Regions from separate parts of the Mus musculus genome. Here region 1 is linked to region 2. Evidence: chromatin loops called from intact Hi-C (ENCODE). Cell type or tissue: heart. All regions are shown on one strand. Each heading gives the region's core, and the rest is flanking DNA. Links, peaks and the distances in the headings are about the cores only.

Region 1 (12,861 bases), core at 2,601-10,600, 350 kb before region 2:
AAGATGTCCCAACCGGTAAGAAGGACACATGCTCCACTATGTTCATAGCAGCCTTATTTATAATAGCCAGAAGCTGGAAAGAACCCAGATGCCTCTCAACAGAGGAATGGATACAGAAAATGTGGTACATTTACACAATGGAGTACTACTTAGCTATTAAAAAGAATGAATTTATGAAATTCCTAGGCAAATGGATGAACCTAGAGGGCATCATTCTGAATGAGGTAACCTAATCACAAAAGAACTCACATGATATGTACTCACTGATAAGTGGATATTAGCCCAGAAACTTAGAATACCCAAGATATAAGATACAATTTATAAAACACATGAAACTCAAGAAGAATGACGACCAAAGTGTGGACACTTTACCCTTTCTTAGAATTGGGAACAAAACACCCATGGAAGGAGTTACAGAGACAAAGTTTGGAGCTGAGAAGAAAGGATGGACCATCTAGAGACTGCGATACCAGGGGATCCATCCCATAATTAGCCTCCAAATGCTGAAACCATTGCATACACTAGCAAGATTTTGCTGAAAGGACCCTGATATAGCTGTCTCTTGTGAGACTATGCTGGGGCCTAGCAAACACAGAAGTGGATGCTCACAGTCAGCTATTGGATGGATCACAGGGCCCCCAATGGAGGAGCTAGAGAAAGTAACCAAGGAGCTAAAGGGATCTGCAACCCTATAGGTGGAACAACAATATGAACTATTCAGTACCCCCCAGCGCTAGTGTCTCTAGCTGCATATGTATTAGAAGATGGCCTAGTCGGCCATCAGTGGAATGAGAGGCCCCCTTGGTCATACAAACTTTATATGCCTCAGTACAGGGGAACACCAGGGCCAAGAAGTGGGAGTGGCTGGGTAGGGGAGTGGGGGTGGGGTGGGAGTGTATGGGGAACTTTTGGGATAGCACTGTAAATGTAAATGAAGAAAATACCTAATTAAAAAAAAAGACTTGTACCCTTTTATTGGGAAATCTTTTAGGCTTAATCAACTCACCTAGAGAAATTAAAAACTTTCACCTATCATCTCAGCCAACAGCAGGAAGAGGAAGCAGTTGACTCTCTGTTCCCTCCTTGACCTGCTCTGAGTAGCTTGTTGAGCCTGTGGAAAGAGGAAGTAATTCTCAAAGTCATACGCTGGGGAAGAGTAGACTTGCATAATTGGAAGACCCTGAACCCTCCAGCTGCAGGCTCTTACCAGCCTACTGTAAACTGTTTTAAGGTAAGAAGACAGTGGCCCATTTATTTTCAACAAATATTATTGGAAGGATTAAAAGGAGCAGCCTGATAACTTGGGTTATTCAAGGACCCGATTAATTACTTGTTCAGTTCCTGGAAAGGCTCCATGCGAAATACTGGGTATTGACCCCATAGTCCTAGATGCTCCTGAGAACCAGTCAGCCACTAATATTGCCTTTGTCAAACAGCCTCCTCCAGGCACAGGAGAAGGCTCTAGAAATGAGAGAACTTGAAGGGATAAGTAAGTCTTGACCTTTGGATATTGCACCAAAAGTTTAAAAATACCAAGATTCAGCTGAAGACAGACAAGAAAAGACATTTCCTGTGCAGTGGTCACTGTTCTTGAGACAGGAGAGGAAATGGAGGACACAGACCAGGAAAGGGGGTTCATGGGCTTTCCAGCATCATCGGATGGGGCCCCGAGTGCAGATTTGCTAGAATTTAGGCCAAAATATTCACAAACACCTTGCTCCCTGGGTATGTGACTTCCTCATAGCTCTTTGACCACTAAAGAGAAATGTGGACAGACAACAGAAGGCCTTTTAGAGGACTCTTAACCCCTAGGGTACAGAGTCTCAGCTGAAGGCTCATTTGTACATCCCTCAGGTCACATGCCTAGGCTAAATCTAGAGAAATGAAAACACTTTTCTATGACCATGTTTCAACCATTCTACAAACCCCTACACTGACATCAAAAACATAAGTGTGGGAACTCCTGGTGGTCATTGGATACTGCTGCTATGGATGGTGGTGTTTGCAGAGATGGCTGGTGCCCTCTATGCCAGGAGTACACAGTCTTTGGAATGGACTGAAACTGAGAAAAGGGCCCTCCTGTCTGCCCAAGTGCTTTCCCTACCCCACCCCCACCACCTCTCACCCCTATACCCCACCCCTAGGCTATCTCATTTGTATGTGGATAATGCAAGAGGCATTATCTAAAGGATTCTCATGCATACCCTAGGAGCCTGGGAAAGACTGATGGCATATCTGCCCAAGAAAGAGACTTGACATGGTACAGCCCAGTGGTGCATAACTGTCACTGTTATACTGGGAAATTAATCTGACAAATTAATTGTAGGGTATAAACTTTTCCTGACAGCCCCACACTATACTGAGTCCCTCTGGAGGGGAGTACCTGAGAGATGGATGTCTAACTTCCAGAGACCCAATATCAAGACCTCCTCTGGTTCAACCACACATTTGTTTCCACAGATGACAGCCCTCAATCCTGCTAGTCTCCTGCTAGAGAATAACTCTAAGGGTCCTCTGCATGACAGTCTTAAGGTGAGTGACCAGATCCAGTCACCAGGTTTGACCTTACTGACATTCATTGGTAACACCAGATGAGGTATTGTTCACAGATAGGAGCAGTTTTATCCAAGACAGGATCTGGTATGCAGAGGCTGCAGTGGTGACCCAAGATAAAACTATCTGGGCATGACCTTTAAGCAGACAAACCTCAAATCAACAAGCTGAGCTTTTAGCTTTGACTGGAGCACTCTGCTGAGGGAAGGACAAGACTATGACCATACACACGAACTGATACTGCAAAACTCGTGATGTCCATGGGTTTACACGTTGCTGATCTTAGCAGGAAAAGAGATGAAAATCTGAGAAGAAGCCTTAGACCTATTAAGAGATATCTGGTTACCCAAAACAGTGTCCACTGCAGAGGACTCATAAAAGGGGATTCCCCAGAAGCCAGTAGCAACAAAGCAGCTGATTTGACTGCCTGGAAGTAACCTGAGAACCAGTGGTGCCTCACCAAGGCTTGGTAGCCCTGTCAGAGCCCAGCTTACCAGTTACCTGGAATATAGCCTGGGTAAGATTGACTCAGAGAAACAAGAACTGGCAAGACAGTATAAATAGGGATATTGGCTACTGCTGGACAACAGACCCATCCTTCCCGTGAGTCTGGGAAGGTAACTGGCTTTGGATCTTTACCAAGCCACCCACTTAGTGACCACAGAAACTGTTAAACTCCTTAGACCCGGGTATTATGTTCCAAATTAGAAAATCCTGAATAAAGACACCACCTTTAGACATGTCACTTGTGTTCAGGAAAATCCCAAAGCAGGGAGGAAGGTCCCAGGAGAGATTCAGGCTTGAGAAAACTGGTCTGGAGAACACGGGAGTTGTACTTTACTGAAATCAGGCCCAAATATTTGCTGGTGTTTGTAGATGGAGGCTTCCCTAATAGATACCAAGAAAGTTCTTCAGGAAATAATACCTACATTTTGAGTGTTACTAGCTTTGGGGTCTGGAAATGGCTTGACCTTCATAGCCAAACTCTCAAAATCTGACAGTTATAAAATATCAATTGGAAATTACATCGTGCATATAGGCCATAGAGCTCAGGGGAGGTAGAAAGAATGAATAGAACTCTTAAGGAGATTCTGACCAAATTGGTTCTGGAAACTGATGAAGACTGGGCCAAGCTCCTTCTCTGCTCTCTCCTGCTCAGGGTCCAGTGTTATTGTAAGAAGGGGATTGCTCCTTTTGAAATTATGTCTGGGAGAATACCTCCCATCTTTCCCAACCTCTGACCAGAGTTTACTAATCCCGATGTACAATGCTGTTCCCATGCCAACCAATCAGTGTTAACTAGAGAAAAACCTTGCCATGGTCAGCTAAACTGCACAGAAAGGAGAGAAAGGAAAGACGGATCAGATACCCTGTTTACCTGGTCCCCATGGCAGACCACCTCTCTGTCAGGATTAGCTGGATCATGAGTCTTATCCTAGTCAGGCTATTAGTAGGACTCTGTATCCTCAATTGCATGACCAACTAAATTATTGGTCCCTAGGACCAACTATGCCTTCCTAGTACATGATAAGTAAACAACTTGACTCAGGCCCACAGAACGAGTGGGGAATGTAAGGCAGCAGGCACATGCAGCGGTTCCTTCATCTTGTATTCTTGCTGAGGCCATTTCATGCTTAACTAGATGTTGATCTCATGGATGGAGAATCCCATGAAAAAATTACCCAACTCTATTCTAGGAATTCAACATCAAAATACGCAGTAAACTTATCTCTGCTTCTGCTGACCTGCTTGCTTGCTCAGAACTACTCCTTCTACCTACTGCTTATTTTAGCTTCATGATGCCAGGGCATAGGTTTTCTCTTCAAAAACCCTGTGTGCAGGACACTAGGCACTACACTTAGATCCTGAATAACTGAGTATAGCCTTGCTAACTGAAATGAAGACTTTCAATAGGCCATACATTGTTTCTGAGTGGTCATTTTTGATGGACTCCCCATAACACTTTTGGCCATGTTTTATTATCCCAGAAAATAGAAACCTCCAATCAATACATTATTCTTAAGATTTATTTTGTTAAAGTGAAGCACAAAAAGAAAAAGATAAGGAGGTAGATAATTCACAAACAGATCCTAAGTCTACTTACTACATCTAAAGATTGTTAGATGTTCCATTTCTGATCTTAAATTGTAGTGGTGAGCATGAAATTAATATATCTCCACTGATAATCAACAAAGAAAGTACCAAGGGAACCCAGGAGAAATGCGCCAGTTTTAAATGATATATTAGCATCGTTCAGTATAATTTTTCAAATTTTGTCTTCAGACGTCACAGAATATTTCTACAATTAGCTCAAGTGCTAACAATGATAGCTGCTCTGTACCCCCAAGGGAAAAGAGTCCTACCTCACTAAAATTGGAGATACAGGAATCTACTGTGTCTTGGCGAGCAGAGGTACAGGGAAAAATTGTGTAATTTGTGGGAAGGGGATTGATGTTTGGGAAGAGAACGGATCTATACCATTCCTAGTTGCAAGGAGTACAGGGTTGCCAGGAGCCATTCCAATCCTCCTGGCTCCAGGTCTTTCATGAAGAAGGGATCAATACCACCAATGGTGTCTCCACCTGATGCCATTTTTTCCACTTAAGTCTTTGGAGCCTATGGGTGTCTATCTGTCTGCCAGATAAGATGCTGCAGTCCTTCCATAGTGTTTTCTAAGCATCTACTTGGAAAATAGCATTCTTCCCAACACTTACCCCAGTCCTTGACTATTTTATGAAAGAGCTTACATTTAGTGTGAAAGACAGATATGTGTACAATAAGAGGATGGATTCCGTGCAAGAACATGAGGGTCAGGCAGGCAGGGTACTGTTCGCATGAGAATGTTGAACAAGGCATTGCATGGACTGGATACTTGCCAGACACAGATGAGGAAGAGCAGTCCAGCTAGAGGGAAGGATGGAATAAAACCCAGCGAGATGAGGAAAGAGGTATATTTGACACAGCAGTAATGCCAGTGATATTGAATTAGTAAGTGTATGTCTGTATGTGTACAGGTTATGAGACAGGTTAGAAAGTTCCCTGTGTGCCACATTTTGGACTTTATATTTCATCCCATGGCTAATGGTGTGGACTTTTCAGTAGGAAGTCATGGTCAGTTCTGATATCCAAAGAAGTGACAGTGGCAGCAGTGGGGAATAGAGAGGGATGAGGCTAGATACCCAGGAGTCAGTGTGGAGTAGCTGAAGTTGTCTCAGAAATCCCAAAGAAAGTTAGTTTACCAAGACAGGCCATGGCTCAACTGTGATAGTGCATATGGTCATGAAGAAGAAGTCTTCCGTGGCAATTGTTCAATTGATTGACAGGATGAAAGCTTGACATTCTAGTGGGTGTACACAGGCTATCCTCAAATGAGATTCAAGGAAGTTGTGTGCTTAGAAACACTACTAACAAGTCTGTAGAGGAGTCTCTTCTCCCTGGCTTCAAAGGGATGATATTTTTTAAAGGGATGTGTTTGTTTAGCAAATGGAACTTTTGATCATGGAAGGGACCACACAAGCGGAGGGGAGACAAGACCTTCTTTGTTCACAATTTCTCTTCTGTTGAAAAAGTTTCTTTACCGCTTTTGTGCTTGAATTTTTCCCTGCTATTAATCTGCCACCTTGTGGCCTAATGAGGAATTTCAATTTTAAACTGAGAGGAAGGACTAAGAAGTCAATATTCCTTTCCGAGAACACAAACCCTGCCATAGCATAGCGCTGGCTGTGAAAAAGATCAAAGGAGAGCAGAGATACCCCGCTACTATGTAACCCCTTCTTCCCTGCTCACCAACGACGCTGTGGGATAGGAATTCACAGGGCAAAAGGAAGAACAGAGTCACAGGCACTTAGAATTCTGTGTGCTTTTCATCCTACAAAGCGATAGCTTGGATAGTGTCTTCAAATTTTAATGGAAAGTTTAATTGACCTAAAAGTTAAATAATCAGGTAAGATTATCATTAGCATCCAAAATACTGTATAGAATCATAAGACAACTTTGCAAACAGATAACAATTAGGCATCAAATAATCACTCTGTAAAGTGAAATGAATGACGTATGTCCACATATGCCTCTTAGCATCCACATGGCAGGTCACAGTCATCTATAACTCCATTCCAGGAAATCTGACACTCTCTTCTGCCTCCGTGGACACCAAGCACACACACACACACACACACACACACACACACACACTATATATATATGTGTATATATATATATATATATATATATACACACACACACACACACACATCCAGGCAAAACAATAAATAAATACACATACAAAATAAAAATAAATAGATCATTTAAAAATAAAAGGCCAGTTAAGTCACCTAGGGACTAGTATGTTTCTGAAATTTCTACTTTGATATCTTTATTCTAATCTGACTCCACAAATGCCCATGAGTTCTTTATTTTCTTTATAGCCAATCTTCTTGTTTTCTTGGTCCAGGCCTATTATTCTTAAATACTGTTACACAGAATACTCTGTGTTCTCCTCCCAGACAGCCATATTTTTAATTTCTCTCTCTCTCTCTCTCTCTCTCTCTCTCTCTCTCTATATATATATATATATATATATATATATGAATAAAGTGGTCTGTAAGCTTCTTTCTGAATGGGCAGCTATTTATTACAGCAGGCCATACTTGGCTGAGGTTAGCAACAAACCTCAGTTGCCTTTTAACATTCAAAAGAAATGCAGGGCCTTTGAAACACTGCAGGCTTCTTTTACTTTTCTTACTAATTTGGAATTCTGGCTTCCTTCTCTTTCAGGTTTTATGATTACTTGTTATTTTTGTTTGTACTCTTTTTCACAATGTCTGAAAGGATGGGAGAGGTGGGAGGAAAGGCCAAGGTAATTGAGTCCACCTAGCTGCCTCTGCAGTTAACAGCATGCCAATTCTAAACCCTGGGCTTCATTTTAATCTATTCTTTCACACAAAACAGCATCCAGTTGATATGTGCAGAATCAGGAGCATAGTCACCACAGCTGTCCTTTCATGTTTATGAGGTCCACACTTGGGGTATGAGAATTGCATCTGTTGAACATGGCTTAGGTTTTCTTGATATTATTCCCCTTTAAAAACCCATAAAACCATTCACATAGCATTTTTCTTGTATCAGGTATTATTAATAATCTGGATGAATTAAAGTATATGAGCATATACATCTAAGTGATAGAAAAATATTACTAATACATCATTATATATAAGGTGCTTGATACTTGAGAATTTGCACATCTCTGTATGTGGTGGAGGGAAACTAATTCTCTGAGGCTACCAAAGGATGTCTGTATTATACAAATGATATGGAAATTAACAGTGACTATAATAAACTGATGAAAGCAAGTTAGGGGAAAACAGGGCTTATTTTGGATTGTAGTTCCATGAGGTTAGAGTCTATATTGATGGGGAAAGCATGGGAGCAGGGGCAAGAAGCAGAGAGGTCACATTTTATCCACACACAGAAAGAGAGATAGGATGGGAAGTCAGTGAGGCTACAAACCCTCAAAACTCACCCCCCCCCCCCAGTGATGTATTTCCCAGTGGTGTTAGGAAGTGATGAATCTCCACTTCCTGACAGTTCTGTACCCCCCAAAACCATGTCACCAGCTAAAGACCAGCTGTTCAAATGCATGAACTTAGAGGGGCATTCTCATACTATAACAGTCCTGGGTCATGCCAGCAGTGTAGGTAACATGAATAATCAGAAATGAAAGTGATCAGAGGGTGCAAAGCCAGGAGGGAGTTCAGAGTAAACCTTAAGCTTGGGATGGGCACAGCACTTACCATTTGCCTTACAACGTTATTCACTCTACCTAGAGCTGAGAACTGTTTATGCAGGAAACACACTTCCTCTGTCTGTCTGAGCACTCAGAAAGGCTGCATTGCCTCCTAAGGTAAGATGAGATGCAGCTGTTAGCTTGCCCTTTTAGCCCTGTGAAAGACAGGTGATCTACTTCCTCCAGGCACAAGCTGTGTTAGCAGCTCAGTTCTCCCCAGCAAGGGGAAATGGAACTAATTCTGCCACCCTCAAGGAATAACTAAGCACGAACCCCTGCCTGTTCTCACGGGGTTACAACCTTTCTCTTTCCAGTATGCTTCTGGCTTTCACTTTCTGCATTTCCTTTCTCTTTCTCCTGGAAACGGAACCGAGCTAAGCACACCTAACCCAACTTCACTGCACCTTCCTTCAAGAGCAGGACCTGGCTCCTTGTTCAGCAGCTGAGGGTCTGCCTGATGTATCTCACCACACTGGACTTGTTTGCTATCAGTGTCATCATGCAGAGAGCTGAGGTCACAGAATCTAAGAGAACATGGGATTTTCTGTGTCTTCCTTTTGGGGCATTCTGGAACATTTTCTAAAGCCTAAACATCCTGGTTGTTCAGTTGCCTCTCCCTTTCCAGAAGCCTAGTGCTACTTCAACTTTGACCCCAACTCTGAGATCATCCTGGCTCTGAGACCCAATCAGAATCATTATCACCCAGCTGGAGGAGGGGAAAACATCACCATTCCTTAAGGAGTTCAGATGGTCATGACTGAGAAGTAAAGTTTATTGTAGAATATACACAATCTCCTAATGAATCAATCACCTAAGTCTACAAGTGTTTGGGTTTAGGGTTCAAGGGCAACACTAAGGTCAGTTATCTTTTGGGAGTTAGCATTTTGTTGGAGAGATGGTAATGCCCACATGGCAGAGCTAGGGTCCCTCCTTATATATTTTAGGGGAAGTGAGAGGTTCTATGTCACAGGATTGGTGCTTGCAGACTACCTGTCTGATTCATGGGCAGCCGGGAGAGAGGAATCTGTCTGCTTCGGGCCTGTAAGAAGAGTCTGCTAGAAGGGTGGGGAGAGTAAGAACTTAGGAAAGCAAATCAGCAGGGAAGCTTTTAAAAAGGCATGGCCCTGGCTAACAGAATCCCTCCCCAAAATCTCCCCAAAAGATGTAAGTTATGAAGGAGGGTAGGAAGAACTGGAAGCAGGAGGGTGCTTTGCTTGAAGACCATTGGATGCAACAGAAATGTGGGATTGCAGTCAAGGTGAGGTGAGATTGCCCCATAGCCACAGTAGACTCCACTCTGCTTTCACCATTTTGTCTGCTGCATCCAAACTGGGCCTTAAACTATCTCTGTATATTTCTGTATCCAGGCCAGACAGTCTGCCCATTAGTCAGAACTGTCATATGGGTTGAAAGCCATTGTGAATCTAAATAAAGAAGTACCCTTTTCTCTTCTTTTCTTTTCTTTTCTTTTCTTTTTTTAATTAGGTATTTTACTCATTTACATTCCCAATGCTATCTCAAAAGTCCCCCATACCCTCCCCCCACTCCCCTACCCACCCACTCCCACTTTTGGCCCTGGCGTTCCCCTGTACTGGGGCATATAAAGTTTGCAAGTCCAATGGGCCTCTCTTTCCAGTGATGGCCAAGTAGGCCATCTTTTGATACATATGCAGCTAGAGTCAAGAGCTCCAGGGTACTGGTTAGTTCATATTGTTGTTCCACCTATAGGGTTGCAGATTCCTTTAGCTCCTTGGTTACTTTCTGTAGCTCCTCCATTGGGAGCCCTGTGCTCCATCCAGTAGCTGACTGTGAGCATCCACTTCTGTGTTTGCTAGACCCTGGCATAGTCTCACAAGAGACAGCTATATCAGGGTCCTTTCAGCAAAATCTTGCTAGTGTATGCAATTATGGGATGATCCCTGGATATGGCAGCACCCTTTTCTTAAGCTACTGAAACAGCGTAAGATTCAAGTCAGAGCAAGGGAGCAGAGAAGCCTGTTCTCTGTAGAAGTAAGAGACCTGCTAAGGCTGTGTGGTGTTTACTGGAGTTTGGTGCTTTTTGTATTTAATCATGCCAATTTATACCGTCCTTTGTTTTCTTCTTTTGTCCCTAATAATTCTATTGCCATTTCCTCTCAGTGCTGTCTCACCATAACCCTTCTGGATCGTTTTCTTTCTTTCTTCAAAATTAGCTTGTGTGCTGTTGAGCTGAAAACAAAAGTGAATAGAGCTTCCTGAAAGTCCCTCTTGACCCCCAGGCATCCCGCCAAGCTGAAACCATGGACAAAAAGACAACCAGGGAGCCACAGGATTCAAGAGGGCCTCTCCATGCTGAGTGGGCATTTGTCCTTATTTGAAGCTAATTTGTGATCTTTTCCCAGCTCTTGCAAATGCTTTAGGTTCTGCAGGCACCAAATGTTCCCTGAGTATGTTAAACAAAAACACAAGGAAAGAACAGAAGGTTGACTTTTTACCCAACCCCATGAGCAGAAAGAAAAACACTAGAAGCTGAAAAATTGCTTTCTGTGCACGCAGTTCTGAGAAGGGTAGATTAAATTAAATGGCCTTATCAGCCCTTTAAAATCTAACAAGTACAGCCTCGCTTCCATCTTCGATTAAAGCTGGCCCACATTGCCAACTGTTGGCAAAATAGACACACTTGGAGGTCCGATTGCAATGAATCTGATCAAATGGTCTTTGGCATCTAACTGGTGTCACATGCTCTTCTCAAACCATCCCCATATCTACTCCTCAGTCTATTCATCACTCAGTCTCCTGCCCTTATCTCTTCATCCCTGGATTGTTACAGCCACTTGGACTCATCCTACAGCTTCGACTCCCTCCAAGGCCAGACCAATACTTCTACTCAAATTTCGTTTTTTCAATACACTCAATAAGCCTCCAGCGGATCTTCATGCTAGGACACAAAGCTTAAAAATCCAGGCCACTATGAGATTTCTAAATAATTGGCCATTATATTTCCTACTTACATTGTTTCTTTCCACTTCCTAGCAGCATTGCTGTGGTCCACCCCCACCCCCAAAGAATATTTTAACTAGAATGACCCATGTGAAGAAAAGTTCCTGGAAAGAAACTCAACTTCTGTTGAACCTCTGAAAGGTTGATTAGAATTTTAATGATGTGGAGAGGTTGGAATGTTGCACATCAATAGCCAAGTAGTCTTGGGACATCTTTAGCCATTTATTCATAGCCATTCATCACCCACCTCTGCATATGACCTAACACATTTATGACTCCCAGGTAAATCCCTTTTAATCCTTCCTAGTCAGACCCCAATCTCCAATCAGCTGGATGGCTAAGGTTGTCAGACACCATCTGAGGCCCATAGCTGAATGTCCTCTGCTGTGCTGTAACCTACCTACCTAGCATTTCCATCACTGTGTTTGAAAAGAACTTCAATTTATGACTTCTGTTGTATCATCATTAAATACTTCACCAAACCATTACCACCTTGGAACTTGGAATTTGGGGTAATCTGAAAAACAAACAAACAAACAAACAAACAACCTCTGTGTTCTTATCCTGGTCATTCATACTTGACTCCAGAATAAGTTATCTCTTTTCTCCTTTGAGGTGAGAGGTTTGTACCATCAGCCATAGGCCTAGTAGCCCATCAGGTGCCTTTGAGTCTGAAACAGAGGTTCAAGTGAGACAGTCAAAGCTCTGCATGCGTCTTGCAGGACCTCTCCTCCCCTGTCACCTTGCTGAGTGGAAAGACAGATGGATTTGAGAAGCCAACAGTATCTGGTAGAACCTTAGGGAGGATGTGTGAAGATAAGGAGCTATGCCTGTAGAGAAACTGTCTTGAGTCTGGGACTCTGTGCTGACCGATGGATTTATATGAGGAGACTGCCCAAAGTTTGTGGGAGAAGCCACAAGTAAAGATGAGATAGAACTGTCCTGAGGTCTCAGAGTTGAGATAAACCTATAACAGCCATAATAGAAAGAACTCACAATGTACAGAGTAGTAGTCTACACAGAGTACACTGCTGAACTAGCCCAGATGTAATGGCTTCAACTGATTCTAAGCATTTCAACATGTCCCAGATACTCTAGATATAAATTAAATCTGACACTCAATAACATAAAATTCACAATCTGACATTCAATTTAAAAACAAATTAGTAATACAAAGAAGCTATAAATATGACCAATGATAAGGGGAAGGGACTCTATCAATAGCCCCAGACTCAAAAAGCACACAGATAATAAAATGAGCCCACAGTGAAAGAAAAGCCACTTGGACACTCTGTATTCTCAGGGACAAAAGGCAACTACAGATATGGGCAAGAGCTAAAGGGAAGATATGAGGATGGAGGCTATGTCTTACTTTGCTTCCTGTTGTGTTAAATGCTATGACCAAAAGCAACCTGGGGAGGAAGGGTTTATTTGGCACGCAAATCCCAATCGCAGTCCACCACTGAGGGAAAACAGAAGCAGTAACTCAGGCCAGGACCTGGAGGCTGGAACTCCAGCAGAGACCATAGAGGAATGCGGCTTTCTGC
Region 2 (12,861 bases), core at 2,486-10,485:
ATATAAATGCCAAACATGCTGTGGTGCTTTGAATAGTTGAGGCCTCTATACATGAAAGACATTCATGTATTTCAGTGCTTAAGCATAGTTAAGTGGCACTGTTAGGAGATGTGGCCTTATTGGAGTAGGTGTGCCTTTGTTAGAAGAAGTGTGCCACTGTGTAGGCAGACTTTGAGATCTCGTATGCTCAGACTCTGCCCAGTGTGGAGTCAGAGCCTCCTCCTGGCTGCCTAAGGAAGACAGTCCCCTTCTGCTGCCTGTGAATCAAAATGTAGAACTCTCATCTCCTCCAGCACCACGTCTGCCTGCATGCGGCCTTGCTTTGCACCATAATGATAATGGACTAAACCTCTAAAACTATAAGCCAGTCCCAATTAAATGGTTTTTTTTTTTATAAGAGTTGCCTTGGTCATGGTGTCTCTTCACAGCAATAAAACCCTAAGACACATACGAAATGAGAAATTCTCCAACATTTCACAAGACTGGGGAGTCTTCACCTCAAAAGTCCCTGGGTGCTGATTTCTTCAAAGAAAAGGAAGCGGTGTGCTCTGTAAGACCCTAGACTCTCAGTTCTCCTGCTAGACCAGTCCATTGATGCGTTCTAGCACTCTGTGATAGACTCTGCTGCCTGTGGATCAAAATGTAGAACTCTCAGCTCCTCCGGCACCATGTCTGCCTGCATGCTGCTTTGCTTCTTGCCATAATGAACTGAACCTCTAAAACTCCACAAGAGTGGAGAGTCTGCTCCACAGCAGAGCTAGACTCTGACTCCATTGTCTAGCTGATCAGAGTGGTCATACCCCACCACTCCCTCTCCCATCAGGCTCACATCAGAGCTATGAATAAGAAAGTTCGGACACGCCCTCCTTTGACTCTCGTGATGCAAGCCTTGGTCAACATGAGGGAACTCTCACCCAAACCTCCTGACTGAATCTCTGTGAGACTGTGATAGGCAGCCTATTTTGGTTGAATGGGGCTTCTGATGACCCAATAGAGAAATCTACAAGAGACGGAAAGGCGAGCCACGTTCCCAGAATCAGGTGCCTGTCCATAATTCTGTGACTCAGTCACACAGACAATGTCCCAAGCTTCTAGCATTCTGGCTAGATTCCACCCCCACAGTTACCTGACTATAGCCAGGTATGCTCCTCCCCACAGTTACCTGATAGACCAGCCCACTATAAGAGGGGCTGCTTGGCCCCTCCTTGCTCTCTTTAAGCCCTCACCTTTCTTACCTTCTAGCCCTCCTTCTCTCTCTCCCTCCCCCCCTCTCTCCACGTCCCATGGCTGGCCTCTCTCTTTCTACCTTCTCTCCTTTCTCCCTGCCTTTCTACAATAAAGCTCTAGAACCATAGACTGTCTCTGATCATCAAGGTCCACCATGCTTGAACGATGAGATAGGCTTTCTCCTAACGAGCAAGAAAGCCATCCTGTGCTCCAGCCACGGAATTGACCAAGGACTCTCAACCGCGCAGGAACATCCAGCACCCCCTCTCCCCCTACCCTCTCATCACTTCATCCCCAGACCAAGTGCCGCCCCAGAGCCCTTATTATGTTCTCAGCTCCTGCGTGGGATGCCAGGGGCTGAGAACCTGGTACCTGAGGCTGCCCCTTGTCCACCACCCACTGTGTGGGGTCAGTGGCTTAACATAGCCAGATGCCCATCCAGGGCCACGTGGAAAGCATGTGCAGTCTTCCCGTGTCCGCTCGCCTAGAGCACCAGAACTCTGGCGGGATGCAGGTTCTCTCCCACTCCCCTCTTTCCCCCACACCCACGGCCCGCAAATCTCCTCTCCCTGAACTCTCAAGGCATATCCACACCTGAAGGAACCTCCCTTGATCCCCATGACAGCTTCCTTAGTGACTGACAACTCTTCCATGCTGTCTCACGTATGTGTGGTTTCATGCATCTCACGGTCTGAACTGTGTGTCAAGCCCATCTTAACCTGGGTACATACGTGTACATAGTACTGCGCTCAGTGTCTGCTATCGGTGTTTGCATGCCAGGCTCAGGCAACTCCGTGTTCTGTCTCAGGACCCCTGTTCCCACCTATTGACACCAGCAAGGCAGAGTGATGAGTTTTTACCCCATAGGAAAGTTGGTTTCTTGGCAAAACAAGGTTGGGTTCGCTTAGCCAGGGCTTTGCTTTGCCAGAGGAAGGTTCCTTTCAGAGCACATGGCTCCAGAAAGCAAGTTACCCTTACCCAAATACAGATCGTTACCTTCCGACCATGAGAACTGTCCTTATCTGACCATCCCGTCCTGTACCTCCCACTTCTGTGAACTCTATCACTTCCTCTGTGTCCCTCTTTGGGGGTTTGATGCCTGTCTTCTGCACTTTCACCTAATTTAAACAATCCTTTATCTTGAGGATATGAGTGGCTATAATCTTATTCAAGACATTTAATCCCACTTTTGTTTAACATCTTTATCCTTTCTCTCATCACTGGGATCACTGCCAGCTCAAATTCAGAAGCCTCCAATCACCAGTCTTCTATAATTTATTCTTTTCTTTACAAAGGTGTCACTTTCACTTTTGTTTACATGTCTAGGACTGTGTCTGTGTGTGTGTGCATGCACAGGTACCTGTGGAAGCCAGAAGAGGCCCCTTGAGCAACAGTTGCAGCACTGATGAGCCATCTGACCTGGGTGCTGGGAACTGAACAGTGGGTTCTCTGCAAGAGCAGCAAGTGATTTTATAACTGAGCCCATCCCTCAATCCATTATTCTTGATGCTGTTGATTTTGCCTTGAGTAAAATACCCATAGATAATTTGCTTTGTTACCTCACCTCATCAGACTTGGTTTGGAGCTCTCTCTTCCTTGTCACTCCTACTGTGGCTTTCCTACTATCTTCTACTATAGAAATAAACTACAAAGGAATAATTTGGGCTGCAAATTGACAGCTAACGGCCGTTGGCTGAAATCTATTTGATTTGCAGAGGGTTTGTTTTTTAAAAATTATTCCTTTTCTTTGCAAACTGTTGAAAACAAGATCTCAAAGGGATATCTAGATATACGACGCACAGGGTAGCGTCATTCATGGTAGCCAGAGGTGAAAGCAGCCTGAAGAGATGTCTATCTACAGACAGAGGAGCAAAGAACAGAGCATCCACATAAGAGAATATTATACAGCCTTTAAATAGGGCAAAACTGGACAAGCTTGAGGATTCTGCGATAGTGATTTTTGCCAGCCAAGATATGATACATACCATCTGATTCTGCTCATGTGAAGTCTTTAAAGTAGTCAGATACTCAGGATGTAGAATAATGGTAGTCAGGGCAGCATGGAGGAAAGAAATGGAGAAAATGTGTTTTATTTTTAATCAAGTATAATCAAGGTTCAGTTTTCTAAAGCAAAAGATTCTTGAAATCTATCACACAAGAATATGAAAATACTGAGTTCCAACAAACCATTCCAACGTTGTTACGATGGCAAACTTTGAATCCTGTGGCTTTTAAAAATATAACTAAAAATTACTAAAAAAAAAAAAAAAAAAAAAAAAAAAAAAAAAAAAAAACCTAAAACTTTAAATGCCCTTAAAGGAATTCTCCAACTTACCAAAGGATCAATTCTAAATAGGCTTAGAGATTTAAATGGGCTACCAGGCCCCCTAGACATTAGTTCTGAGTTTGGGATAATGGTAGAATTTTTGAAATGGATAAAATGAACTTTAGAGGTCTTACACAGGATGGTGGGATTTAACAATAAGAACGATTCTTTTGTTCCCCAGACAGTTACTGGATCCTACCAGCTGCTGCTTGTGAGACACGGAGAATACAAAATTACTTCCGATTCTGCCTTCAAATATCTTATATCCTAAATAACTTGATTTATAGTGTTTAATGGTCATTAAGATTAAGAGTTGTACAGGGAAGAAGACAAATAGTCCCTGCATTGTCTCCCAAATGCATTCGCAAGTGAGGATTTTGTGGTGTTGCTTCTATTAATGGGTTTTAGTTTGTCCTCTGTGGTCAGGAAAGATTCCTGGTGTAACTTCAGTCTTCCTACATTTTTGAGACTTATTCTGAGACCTGATCTGTGATCTGTCCTGGAAAATGGTCTGTGTACTTGGAGAACATGGGCACTCTATTCTCTTAGGGTGTAATGTCTGCTATGTGGCCATCATCAATTTGTCTACATTTATGTTCAAGTTCACTGTTTCTTACTGATTTTCTATCTATAGATTCTAGCCATTTTTGAAAACGAGGTATTGAAATTAGAAGTTAGAGACCATCCTGGCCTCCACAGAAAGTTCCAGACCAGCCTGTACTAGAGTATGAAACTGTCTCATAAACCATTCCAAAATTTCCACCCAAATTCTCAAGTAATCTTAGAAATACCTATACCATATACGCAGTACATATTTTATGCTTGTGCAGTTCACATTTACAGTATTGATCTATGCAGAATTCACCTGGTATGTTCTCTAAACATTTCCAAAATGATAAGCCAGTTCCCAGGCTGTTAGTTACTGAAAGGCCCTTTCTATCCCGTTGTGTTAACATGCTGATTTGCACATACTGAACTGTCAGAAATAGTTGTCTTGGTTAGGGTTTCTATTGCTGTGAAGAGACACCACGACCACAGCAACTCTTATAAAGGGAAGCATTTGATTGGCAATGCCTTATGTTCAGAGGTTTAGTCCAATTATCACCATGGAAGGAAACTTGGCAGCATGCAGACAGATGTGGTGCTGGAGAGGTAGCTGAGATCTGGAACAGCAGACAACAGGAACAGAGAGAGCCACTGGGCCTGGCTTGAGTATTTGAAATACCAATCACCCACTACTCACCCACTACCCACCTATCCCCACCCCTGAACCTCCCCAACCCCACTCCAACTTCCATAACACACTTCCTCCAACAAGGCCACGCCTCCTAGTGCCATTCCCTAAGCATCCAAATATGAGCCTATGGGCCCCTTCTTATTCAAAGCTCCACAATTTCATTATTGCTCTTCTCTATTTTCTCTGGATTCTGGTGAAGTTTGAGGGCAGAGGGTTCCAGACTTCCCTTGCTTACAGTATTTTCTTGAGCCTTTGAGTCCAGAAAGCTGAAAACTACGTTTTCCATATTCCACAGTAGATATATTATTTAGATGTTTTTTTTTTTCACATAGGGTCTCTGGTAGCCCAGGCTGGTCTCAAACTTCCCACATAGCCAAGTGTGATCTTGGATCCTCATCCATCCCCCTGCCTCCATCTCCCAGGTACTGGACCTAGATTTGGTTTTAAGTTAGACTTAGATGTAGCCAACCCGATGCATCAGTACAAGCCTTAGCTGGCAGGCACCTCTGGAACTGGCCCTCTCTGCCACTAGATGGGCAGAGGTCTCAGTGCCAGTCACTGCTATTTTGACTGTTATGAGTCCACAGGGCCTGGTTTTCCTGGTACACACTGCAGCAGGGGCAGACCTGTGGAGCACACAGCAATCCTGACAACTTCCTGCTCAGAGTGACGTCCTCACCAGGACATGGCCAACACAGCAGCTGCCCAGTGACACCATTTTGTACTGTGGTTTCAAGAGTCATTTCTGAAAGCTCCACCTAGTGTCTGGTCCTCGGCACACTGTCAACATTTCCACAAGCCGCTCAGCTTCCTAAGTCACGTGAATTCTGTCCCTCTAACTGGACTTAATAAATTAGCAGCCTGGCTTTGGCAGAGGAGACTCGCTTCCATTTGCTGGGCTCTGGATAGCAGGAGTTTTAAAAGGTTGCAGCTTTAGGTTTCTCTATTAACAAACAAACCCCTCAGAAGGGTGAGGCGTGAGAATCTTGGGTTTGGGGTCAGACTGGGCAGCCTAGTGAGACTCTGTTAAGAAGGAAGAGAGGAACAGAGAGAGAGTGAGGAGGAAAAGATGGAAGGGAGGCAGGGAGGGAGAGAGAGAGAAGGAGAGGAAGTTGCTTTCGTGGTTTTGCTTAGTCATTCCAAGGTTAATGTCCTCTTTTAGGCGAACCAAAAGAACTAATCCCTGTGTCGATATTCTATCCAGAAATACGTAGAAGATACTCGTGTATTTTGAAGTCACAACCCAAACATTATACCTTAGTAATGGAATCATCCCATTGGTCAGAACAGAGGCTGTTCTGTAAACAATTTTCTAAACATGATAGATTCGAGTCTTCATTTCTCCAGTTGTTTAAGCCTTTGCTACTCCAAGTGTGGCCTGTAGGGGTCAGCAGCACCGACTCAGACTGCCTCACCAAGATCTGTTTTTAATGGATCTCGCGCTGAGAGTAAGATTAGGCTTGGAAGTCAAAGAGCTACCCCAGGCCTTGAAGAGGGCACAGCAGCCTTGCCTGGCTCATCTCCTTCAGCCCACCCTTCTACAAAGCGGGACTTCAGGGAAGCAGGATTGTCTGGAGCGTCAAATTCCCGAGAGCGCCACCTTGTGGTAATTTTGAGGTATTTTAAAACGAGGCGCCTTAGATCACACTCCCTGCTCTTCAAGTTTATCAGCTTGAAAGTCTGGGGTTTTTTCCTGTAGCCGATTTCCCTCGCCCTTTCTTTCTCGGTCTCTTTTCTCTTTTCTTTATTACAGGAGCTTACCCATCGTCGCCCAGGGCTTGGTTTAAATGTCAGTACATTTTCCGTGGTTGTCATTTTGTGTTTTTACGAAGTCTGGATTTAAGTGACATATTCTGGAGACTACCACATTCGCCAAGGTTCTTTGAAGCAGGGCACCCAGAGAGGCCTGATTTGTTAACTCATTCATCATTTCTCTGGCTTCTGTGGGCACTTAGTGATTTAACCTTGTCTCCTTTTTCTTTCTTTCTTTGTTTTGTTTTTGTTTGTTCGTTTCTTCTAGCTATATAGAAGTTTTTGAGTTAGTAAAGAACTCATAGTCCACTGCAATGGACATCAAACTACTACCACTAAACAGCTGCTTTTTACTTCCTTCATTTTGCTTTCCACTTATCTGTTATTCACTGGGTGTTGTGCTGTCCTTGTGATCAAACGACAATTGCAGGAGCAGATTGGCTCCCTCCACCTTGTGGGTACTGGGGATCGAACTCAGGTCATCATGTCCTGAAGCAAATGCTTTGTCAAGGGAGCCACCTCACCAGCCCTGCTTCATTTTCATGTGGGGAATTTCCATCCGTTTTTTGTTTTTGGTTTTTTTTTGGGGGGGGGGGTTGCTGAAATTCAAATATTGCATCATCTCTAGCAGGTCTAGGTTACACCACACCCTAGCAATGTGAACCTGATAAACTGGTATTTCTGTGAGGGAATATTTCACCAGTCTATGGATTAATCACTCCTGACTCCTTACTCAGCGGTGTGCACTGTAGAATTTAGGAGACCCATGGTTACAGCGTTTTGTCCACTGTATTCAATCACCCTGTTCATTATTCTCCAGGTAACCAGTTTCCCTGTCATATTCAAAATCCATGTAAGATAGACAGAGCCATTCTGTGACCCAGCAATTTTAGTCCTGGGTGTATGCTTCAAGGGTAGTAAGGACTTCTATTCACACAGAGTCTTGTAGACGAATAGTTATAGCAAACATAATTCTCTTGTCTTATTCCTCTGGTTAAACCATTGTGTACTGTATGCAATAAGGATGGAAGGAGTGTGTATCCTTCACTCCACCCAGACTATAAGAAAAGTGCTCTGAGCTTTTCCTCATTTATTATAAGATTAACTATGGGTTGGTCATATACAACCTCTGTTGTGTTTAACTATGTTCTTTCTATTCCTAGCTTGTTCTGGGATTTTATCACAAAGTGATGTTGAGTGTTGCCAAGGGTCTGACTAGCATTGATAGAAATGACCATGTGATTCTGTTTTTACCTCAAGTCTATTTATATCTTGCATTATAAGTTTTGGGCTATGTATGTTGAACCATTCTGCATCTCAGGGTAAAAACAACTAAGTCACAGTGCATAATCTCCTTGGTGTGTTCTTGAATTCAGTTTTCAATAGCTCTGTGTGTGTGTGTGTGTGTGTGTGTGTGTACATGTGCACGAGAGAGCATGCACGCTCACACACACACACACACACACACACACACACACACACACACACACACACACGGTCTCTCTGTGTAGTCCAGAACTCACTCTGTAAAGTAGGCTGGCCTCAAGCTCACAGATATGCCTGTCTCTCTCTCCCAGCTGCTGTGATTAAAGGTTTGTGCCTCCAAGCCAGGTCAAGTTAGGAATAATTTAATTGAAAACTTTTGCATCAGTATTCATCAGGAAAAAAAAATTGAACACCCCCCCCCACCTGGGGCTGATGTGCAGGCAGAAGAGCCAACAGTCTGATAAGCCAGCCAGGCCTGCAACCACCCATGCTGGGTCCTTGCTGCCATTGAGGGCCACATCTGGGACAAAGGTCCTATTGCCACCAAGGTGTGTGTTGATGTTCATGGTCTAATTTACCATCAAAGGCCAGGCAGAGGTCTGTGGTTTGTGGTCTACTACCCGGAGCCATGTTGATCTCCTTGGGTCATGCTGTCCCCAGCGTGGGGGGGGGGGGGGGAAGCAGGGAAGGAGTACATACTGGTCTGAGTAGCCTGCACAGCCACCTAAGGTGATATGTCCACAGGCAGTTGGGGCAGCCTGCAAGGGTCTTGTTTGGGTCTGGGGTCCTACTGCAACAAGGACCTTGTTCATGGTCTATGACGTCACTGGAAACTGTGTAGAAGCCCATGATCTTTGTTCCCATTGACTGTGAAGAGCAAGGAAGCTACTTTTGCTGTTAGATGGATGACTGCATACCCACAGTGGAGAGGGAGGACATACAATCTTCTATGACAACCCCTACACCCACCCCAACCTCCACCCCACCCCCCAAACAGTAACAGCCTAGACAGGAAGGCACTGAAGAGAACTCTTAAAAAGTGTGATGGGATGCTGAAATGTAGCCCTCCATAATTGATGGCTTCTGGCCAGGGTGCAGGTGAGGAAAGGACTCAGTTCTATTTAAGGTGCACGCCACTAAGGATTTGACCGTGTTCCAGTGAGTATATAGATAACACAAAGTGGACTTGGTTTTTGTTGTATTTTTTTGTTTGTTTGTTTTGTTTTTTTTTTCTTTTTTACTTCTTTGGTGGGGGAGATAATAGAGGGCAGACATGGAAGGACTGGAAAGGTATTGTGATTGGGGTATATGATATGAAACTCCCAGAGAATTAATTAAAATGTTATGTGGTGTGTGATGGTTTGTATATGCTTGACCCAGGGAGTGGCACTATTTGGAGGTGTGGCCTTGTTGGAGTAGGTATGTCACTGTGGGCTTAGGCTTTAATACCCTCCTCCTAGCTGCCTGGAAGTCAGTCTTCTCATAGCAGTCATCAGATGAAGATATAGAACTCCCAGTTCTTCCCATCCCACCATCTGCCTAGACACTGCCATGCCCCACCTTGATGACAACGGACTGAACCTCTGAACCTGTAAGCCAGCCCCAATTAAATGTTGTTTTTATAAGAGATGCCTTGGACCATCCAGAGACTGTCCCACCTGGGGATCCATCCCATATACAACCACCAAACCCAGATACTATTGCATATGCCAGCAAGATTATGCTGACAGGACCCTTGTATAGCTACCTCTTGTGAGGCTATGCCAGTGCCTGGCAAATACAGAAGTGGATGCTCACAGCCATCTATTAGATGGAACACAGGACCCCTAATGAAGGAGCTAGAGAAAGTACCCAAGGAGCTAAAGGGGTCTGCAACCCTATAGGTGGATCAACAATATGAACTAACCAGTACCCCCAGAGCTCGTGTCTCTAGCTGCATATATAGCAGAAGATAGCCTAGTCAGCCAGCAATGGAAGGAGAGGCCCTTGGCTTGCAAAGATCATATGCCCCAGTACAGGAGAATGCCAGGGCCAGGAAGTGGGAGTGGGTGGGTTGGGAAGCTGGGCAGGGAGAGGGTATAGGGGACTTTCAGGATAGCATTTGCAATGTAAATGAAGAAAATATCTAATAAAAAAATGAAAAAAAAAGAGATGCCTTGGTCATGGTGTCTGTTCACAGCAGTAAAACCCTAACTAAGACATGCGGGGGGGGGGGGAGGGCGGCTAAAATTTTTCCTTAGGTCAGAAAGCATTCGTGTTAACCCTTTTAGGCTTTGGTAGAAGCTGGCACTGGGTTCTTCCATTCCTAACTTTTCTTTGTGTGGCAGCACTTCATTTCTGCTCTAATTCTTGTTTACATGCTCTAGATTTCAGTTTTGTAGGTTGCATGCATCTAGGATTTATCAACTTCTTTTCCATCTTTCAGTCTTTGGGGCCATGAAATTGGAGTTTTCTTTAACGGTTAGGTCTCACTGGAGGCTCCAGTACCTTTCCTTCTCTTGGTCACTTCTAATTTATTAACTCAGCCCCCTTTCCCTTTTGTTGGTTAGAGAGTTGTCAATCCCATTTAGTTTTCAAAGAACCAACTGTGATTGACTGAGTTCTACGCTCTGTTCTCCTAGTCTCATCTGTATTAATTTCTACCCTGTTAGTATGTTTGTCTTGCTATTAAGTGGACCCTCAGTCTAGTAGGATAGCTATTGATTATTCAGAATATGTAAGTGCCACGATTGCACTCTCAGGGATACCTTGCTGTGCTGAGCATACCTTGCTATTGCGAAACACAGGCTTTATAGCTGGAAAGGACCCTTCACTGCTTATCTCCTTTGGCAGCTTGTGTAGCACCTTTAGATATTATGAGAGCCAGTCCTCAGGGAGACTTTCAGGCCAATTCCAGCTTACTTCTCCAAGTCCTGTGTCTGGGGAGGATGGTGTCTTCAGCAATAGGGTCTTACCTTACCTCTGATAGGCTATCAGAATCAGCAGCAATCGCCTATATTGTTGTGAGAGTCTTGGATCCCCCTGATCAACAACTTGAAAGATTTCCCATACTTAGCACTGGAGGATTTTATTAGATTGTCTTGAAGGAAGCATTATTAATCCCAAGTAACATATCATCATTATATATTGATATATAGATATCATAAATATTGCATACATTAATATAATACAATATATTTTAATATAATAATATAAAATATATATTTGATTTAAATAATCATAAATTAATGTGTTTTTCTATGGCTCTTTAAAACATCGGTAGTGTCATTTATTCTTCTTCTCCTTAAGCTCTCCGCAGTTAAAGAGCCCCTAGTTTCCCCAAGTTCTCCTATACCACACCATCGCCCTCTCTAGAGCTCTTTCTCCCCAACACATACTCTCTTTTTACTTACCAGGTTTCTGTGTGACTTCATGGTGTACATTCACATCTGAATATTTGGAGATAATAGCTACAAATAAGAAAGAATATGTGATGTTTGTCTTTTGGGGTCTAGGTTCATGCACAGGATGAATTGCAATCCTAAAATGTGTCCTTCTCATCCCTCTCCACCACTGTATCCTTAAACAGGGCCACTACACCCAGCCTGAGCACCAGCTCCTAAGAAACCCTTGCTGTGACGTGCCCCCCCACCCCCACCCCCCCCCTCAACCCCCCACCCTCCATCACCCGACGCGCCACCCTTGAGAACCATCCTAACAAGCTGTCTCTCTGCTCAGCAGGAGAAATATAAGCTTTACTAATTCAGAACTTGGTTGTTTTTTGCCAGCCCAGCCCAGCCCACAAATGATCTACTGTTCCTATCAAGGAAACACAGCTGTTCTATAGAATTCTATTTCTAAACTGCAAAAACATCTTGGCCTCTCCCATCATTCAGTGATAATGAATTTACTAAAACCCAAAATAGTAATTAGGGGAAAAAACACATTTATATGTAAAAATATTCATACTTGACATAAAATGTATCTAAACAAAAAAAAAAGTTTCTAATATCCTCGCAGATAGATAGATAGATGATAGATAGATAGATAGATAGATGATAGATAGATAGATAGATAGATAGATAGATAGATAGATAGATGTTTTTCAATTCATCTATGCTTCCCCCTTTAAAAAAATTAACAAAGCTATTCATGGTCCTTAGAAGGTGTTATGCACTCTACTAAAGAGAAAAGCAATAATCAATCCTACCCAGCTATAAATGCTCAGAGCTCTGATAAGGGCCTGGAACGACATGCCCACTGGTGCAACAGTGTCACCAGAGTAACCTGTCACTTTTTATTGAATATAAAGCCAGCTCTAGCAGATGGAACCCATACCTGACCTTTTTAATGAAGCCATGAACCTGCAGCTTAAGAGAGGGAAACCTACTACTCTTTTTCTTCTAAATAGACATAACAATAAACTGATTCCTACTGACTTACTGCTCTCCCCATAGACCAGAGCATCTCTCAGCTCTCACCAGAAGAGTTTCTTGCAGTGATGGCAATTCATGGAGACCACCTCTGGCCAATGTTCATAGAATAGAGACTTAAGAGTGCCCAGCCCACTCAAAGCTTAGGGATGTAAGTGGAACAGGGGAGAAAAGATGCTAAGAGCTAAAAGATGGTGGGTAGCTTCAAAAAAGCCAGTGTTCTCCAGACACAATAGGGCAAATACCCACTCAGCAATGTACAAGTTAAGTCAGAAAAATCCCAGTACAGAGAAGAGGAGATAGGCATGATGTTTCAACACTAGTCAGGAGCTATTGGTATTTAATTGCTACTGGAGAGGGGAAATAGGTTTTCTTTAATGGTGTAACACCTGGTATGTTGACCACACTTCATGGCAGACCCCACTCTCAGGCGTAGTCAGTCAGCCAACACAAACTAGACTCACATGGGGGCAAGGAGAACATGAAGTGTGGTGGGTAGAAATATGGGGGAGGATCTTGGAGGAGTTAGGAGAGGGGTGTGAGTATGATTAAAATACATTGTGTGGATTTCTCCAATAATTAACAAAAATATTATTTTAAAGAATAACAGAACGAAAGAGTTAAAACTAGCAGGTACTGAC

What was found. A loop is a pair of places that touch in the nucleus more often than their neighbours do. Peaks named below come from ENCODE experiments on the same cell type or tissue, not always from the same donor. Only the 100,000 strongest peaks of a DNase experiment are listed, where the experiment ranks them.
Region 1: a loop joins it to region 2, with 2.5 times the contacts of the local background. A loop is called at or near these places in 3 of 42 quality-filtered maps.

What each region holds. Positions count from the first base shown.
Region 1 is chr12:32,630,943-32,643,803 of GRCm38, reverse strand. No RefSeq gene overlaps it. Among named protein-coding and RNA genes, the nearest start is that of Gm33380, 56 kb to the right of the region's middle. In heart, for the core only: a CTCF peak has its summit at 6,176 (motif pointing left); no DNase peak of the experiment used is centred there.
Region 2 is chr12:32,285,616-32,298,476 of GRCm38, reverse strand. No RefSeq gene overlaps it. Among named protein-coding and RNA genes, the nearest start is that of Gm33308, 46 kb to the right of the region's middle. In heart, for the core only: a CTCF peak has its summit at 6,243; DNase peaks (open chromatin) are centred at 5,396 and 6,206; H3K4me3 peaks cover 802 bases; H3K27ac peaks cover 1,242 bases.